2 separate regions of the Mus musculus genome follow, and region 2 is linked to region 1. Evidence: chromatin loops called from intact Hi-C (ENCODE). Cell type or tissue: left cerebral cortex. All regions are shown on one strand.

Region 1 (2,500 bases):
TTCTCTTCTATAGGACAGTATGCACTCTTAACCACTGAGCCATCCCTCGAGCCCTCTCCCCTTTAAATTTATTTATTTTAAAGACAGGGTCTCACTGTGTAGCTCTGGCTGGCTAATCAGGCTAATCCAACTCACAGAAATGTGTTTGCCTCTGACTCCCAAGTGTTTTTGAAGGGTGTGGACCACCATATCGAGCTCATGAGAATATTTTTATGAGCCCTCAGCCCTCTATCATTTTAGAATGGATTCTAGGAAGTGCTCTCCCTCTCTCCCTCCCTCGCCCCTCTCTTCTGTGGTCTGTGGGGATGATGATGGTGGTGGTGGTGATGGTGGTGGTGTGTGTGTAATTCTAGTACCCACACATAAGCTCTCAGCCTTCCGGAGTCTAGAGTCTGGCAGGGTGGAGTGCAAGTTCCTAGAGGCCACCACCTGAAAGTAAGGGCTGGAGGGTCCAGCACCACAGGATGCGCACTTCTGCCACTCAGGCTATTTCTGGCTGGGGTCTCACTCCAGGCTACCTACGGCTTGCCTAGCGCCCCGTCCAGGGCAGTCCACACGGGCGGAATGACGCATTAATGGTCATTATTCCGACGGATGACTACCTAGGCTCCCGCGGCGTCGGGCTGACCTTCCTTACCAGTGCCCCCGCCTCCGCGCGACAGGCGGGCAGCGCATGCGTGTCTGCGAGGCCGGGCCGCTGGGACGCCGAGCCTGCGGTGGCGCGGCCGCGCCCTCGGATCGTCCCAGCGGGCGGACGACGCATGCGCGGGCGGTGCGGTCTTAAGGGCGGCCGCGGCCCGGGGCCGCCCAGTCGGCCTGTCAGCCGGCTTCGAGGTGTGTCCCTGCGCTTGCGCGGCGGCGGTGATGAAAGCGATGGCGGCGGAGGAGGAGGTGGACTCGGCAGACGCCGGTGGAGGGTGAGGATCACCCGGGAAGGGGGGGACGACGTGGGTCTCGTGCGCTCTGGCGACCCCGGGCGGCCAGCCGAGGGAAGGCGCGGGCGCCCGCTCTCTCGACCCGTCGGGGCAGACAGGCCCGGTCAGGGCCGCGGGGCTGCGGGGAGGGAAAGCGGCTGCTGTTGACGGCCGTCCCGGTGATCCCGAGCGCGGCGGAGCTCAGAACTCCGCGCCGGGAGCCGTGCGTCGCCAGGGTGGGAGAAGGCGTCGGACTCGGAGCCTCGCGGGACAGCCGATCGCCGCCGGTGCGCCTGGGGCGCTTGCGTCCCACCTCCCGCTGCCCCGTGCGTGCGCTCCCGTGACCCGGCGGTCTGGCTTCACTAGCCCTGGCAAACTTTGTGAAAGTTGAAGGGCAGATGCCTAACAGGAAGGAAGCCCTTAAGTTGTTGTTGTTGTTGTTTTGTTTTTTTTGGAAACCGGAGTCACTCTATGTAGCCCTTGCTGGCCTGGAAATCTGTAGACCAGGGTAGCTTTTCAACTCTGCAGAGACCCAATCCTTTTGCCTCAGCCGTCCAGTGCTGAGATCACATGTGTGAACCACCACACCCAACTTCTTCATAGACATAGTAAGTTATTCTTTTTTGTTTTTGATATGTCATGCCCTTGTGAGTAGAACAATGCTTGGTGGAAAAATTAAATTACTATGAAAGTTATTTCACTGATTCTCAAAAGGCTACTTGTTTTATATGGACGGGACTATACATCTCCTTTATAAATTATTTTGACAGTTGTACTTCAGCTATTTGGAGACATTTGTATGGGAAAGATAACCATAGGGTAAATAGATTATGGTAATGTGAAAGTAAGTATTTTGGAAAGATGTTAGGGGAGGAATATTTTTGAAATGCTAGAAACTACACTCTTCAAGTTTTGTTTAAGTGATAATTAACAAGTGGAGCCACTGTTTTGGTCTGTTGTTGAACTTCCTAGTTATATTGACATGAAATACAGAGTGTCATGTGGTACAACTAGGACCTGGTAGCTTGGGTTTCTATTAAATTTGTCAGGACATTTTTCTGGCTCTGAGAATTCTAACTTGTGGGCCCTTTTGGTCTTGATACTGTGAGGCTCAGGAATCCATAGCACAACGGTGAGAGTGACATGGCTCTGATGATGGCTGGAGGTCACTGAGGGCAAGACTGGTTACAGTCCCTAGTCAGAGGTAGACCTCTCTGGTATTTTTGGCAGGACCCGTGAGCAGTGCTGGATAACCATGCAAACAGAAAGAAGGCTAGGTTCTTGCTGGGTGCTCCCCCAGTGTGGTCATGATAATCCTAGAGTCTCCCCTGTGAGTAGATCTGACCACTCCCATTTTCATTTGGAACCGCCACTACCAAGAAGCAGAGCTAACTGGAACCTGCTCCTTTAGGTGTCTGCATTCAACTTTAAGGCGTTTTCCTCATATTTCTGCTACTTCTCAATGGGATTGGGACTCGTGGGATATTTGCCTGCCGTTTTGAGTTAAGTTCTTCAAGACATTTGGGTTTAGATGATGCCATAATTTGGGTCTGGTCTGAATGTCCTAAGAGACTTCACATGTTGGC
Region 2 (2,500 bases), 220 kb after region 1:
CCCAAAATTGCATGTGTGAATAAAAGAAGTACAGGTGTAATTACAGGTGGGGGGCGGGGTGCATCAGTGCTCAACTGATATCCAGTGATAGGGTATTGTTTGTACTTTCAACAATTGTTAGTTAGGGGCTTAGGGGCTGTAACTCAGTTAATAGAGTTCTTACTAACCACCAAGAAGCCCTGGGCTCAATCCTCAACACCATGCACACAGGCCTGGTAGTGCAAGCCTGTAATCCCAGCTCTCAGGTGCAGGTGCGGGGGCGGGGGGGGGGGCGGTGCGGGGAGGGGCAGAAGTTCAAGGACATCCTAGACTACCTGTTAAATTCGAGGTCAACCTGGGCAATGAGACCCTGTTTCGGAAAGAAAACAGCATTAAAAAAAAAAAGCGCGTGGGGTGAGTTATTTCTTAGAACTGCATGTGAATCTACGATTCTCTCAAAATCCTCTGGTCTGATTTCCTAACGGTATGAATGCTACTGGACTGTATGTAGTCTTACATGCCTTGAAACATACAAAGACAAGGGACAGGTGATTGTTTCTTAAATTTGGGGACACTACCTCTCTTAAGTGCCATTCCCTCACGTTGCTGTCAGGGACTGCGGGAGTGTTGGATTTGGGAGTGGGCGAGGAGAATTCAGGGCCTGGCCTCGCTGCGATCAGGTGTGTGTAGAGGTGGGCGTTGATGTGAGCGAGAGGCAAAGCCCAGAAAGAATGCGACAAGGCAAAGCATGCCGTCCTGTCAAAGAAGGAACCATGCAGAATGCCAGTTGGAGAAGGATTTAGAGGAGGGTGCTGGAGCCTCGGGGACGCCCTCCCGTGCACCTTTCAGGAGGTGATGGGCGGCGAACGAACCTCCCCGGAGCAGTAACCGAACCCCGCCACGCACGGAACCAGGTGAGTGCTGGACCCAGAGCGGAGGTGAGGCCTCCCGGCGACCGCCGCAAGCGTGCTGGGCAGCGTGGTTCGCAGAGGCGGCGCCGGGTCTCGGAAGCTGCGGCGGAGACGCCAAGGAGGCTGAGAGTGCGGAGAGGGTGGGGCGTTGCGGAGATCCCGCCGGCGCCAGCCGAGGAGCAGCGGCTGGCTGAGGGCGCGCTCACCCAGGCACGTGGGTGTGGAGCCACCGGCGCCGCCCGGCCTGCGCTCTGCAGCACCGCAGCGCGGGTGCAGGCGCGGGAGCAACCGCGCTGGGGAGGGCTGGGACGCGCCACATCCTGGCCCGACGCCTGGAGGCGCTCTCCACGCGCGTCCTTTCCCCGCTGCCCGGGCCTCCTTGAATCTCCCGAGTGGGAAACCGGAAAGCTGGAGGCTTTGTCCAAGGGTGGTTGGGGACACTGGAGCTTCCAAACCTTTCGCCCACACCCCTGACTAGGGATGACGGGGCAGAGACATATGGACATTGACCTGCCTACGGAGCACATTAGGGGTTTGCGGGGACTCTACCCACAACTGAGCCCGGGACCTTGGAGGAGTAGTCAGGTTCCACGTTGGTGGACCCCGAGCCGGGGCAGCAGCGGATCGCCGTCGTGGGTTCCCCGCAACGGCTGCGCCCAGCCCTGGGCAGCCACGCGCGCCTAGTGGGGGTGCAGCAGAGTGCGCTGGGGACGAAGATGGTGGGCGGGCGTGAGGTGAACAGCCAACAGGGGTGGGGGTGGGGTGGAACGGCAGAAAGCATGAGAAGGTAGCGGTCCCACTGTTGCAGCAACCCTGCGGTAGGCGGGAACGAGACGACAGGATCAATGTGGTGCCTGCCAGGCGCACAGCGGACCGGACAGGCAGGCCTTGGTCCGCTCTAGTAATGAGCAGAGGGGAGACTGCCGACTCAGAATCTTACTGGTGCTGGCCAGTGTGCAGGGATTTAGCCACAGGAACTTGGAGGAAGGAAAGAGAGGGGGACCGTGCCTGGCCTATAGAAGGGGATGATGACGCTTAGCGCAGCTCTTGAGGACATGCCTGCAGACAGGGAGCCTCCGAAATCCTTTTCACCCTGGGACCCCAAACCTGCCATTTGTCCCATTCCACCACGCCCTCTTCGTAGCTTCCCAAGATTGACCCGTCGATACTTCCAGATCCCTTTTAGATTGAAAATCAGGTCAGATTCTGCACTTTATCAACATGCCCCACCCCTGTCGCCATTAAGCAGCTTCTCACAACCCTGAGGTGTGGTCACTCCGAAGGCACAGTTCCACAGACCTCTGACCGCGCCGCAGGAGGACGCTGAAAGCAAATGCTCTGCAGCGACTTGTCCTGTTCAATATCATCCCCATTCATCCCGGCTGTTGTGTGTTTTCTCAACAGGGCGTGACCCTGTAGACAAGCAGGGCTCGAAGTCAGGGACCTACCCCAATTCAGACACTGTCGCGAACACTCCCTACACTACAAGGCGTGTCAGTCTCTGCATCAGCCACTCTGGGCTGCCTCTCTCAATGGTACTCAAGGGTCGGACACGTGAAAGTCCAGGATCTGATACCACACATCTCCAGCTGTGCCGGACCCAACGTGTG

What was found. A loop is a pair of places that touch in the nucleus more often than their neighbours do. Peaks named below come from ENCODE experiments on the same cell type or tissue, not always from the same donor. Only the 100,000 strongest peaks of a DNase experiment are listed, where the experiment ranks them.
Region 2: a loop joins it to region 1, with 3 times the contacts of the local background. A loop is called at or near these places in 3 of 42 quality-filtered maps.

What each region holds. Positions count from the first base shown.
Region 1 is chr9:122,350,923-122,353,422 of GRCm38, forward strand. It overlaps Abhd5 (abhydrolase domain containing 5), which reads left to right and starts at 694. Exons shown (of 7, transcript NM_026179.2): 1 at 694-917. The coding sequence starts at 865. In left cerebral cortex, a CTCF peak has its summit at 986; a DNase peak (open chromatin) is centred at 822; H3K4me3 peaks cover 1,737 bases; H3K27ac peaks cover 1,544 bases.
Region 2 is chr9:122,568,023-122,570,522 of GRCm38, forward strand. No RefSeq gene overlaps it. Among named protein-coding and RNA genes, the nearest start is that of 9530059O14Rik, 3.2 kb to the right of the region's middle. In left cerebral cortex, a CTCF peak has its summit at 1,227; DNase peaks (open chromatin) are centred at 743 and 1,150; H3K4me3 peaks cover 1,560 bases; H3K27ac peaks cover 1,103 bases.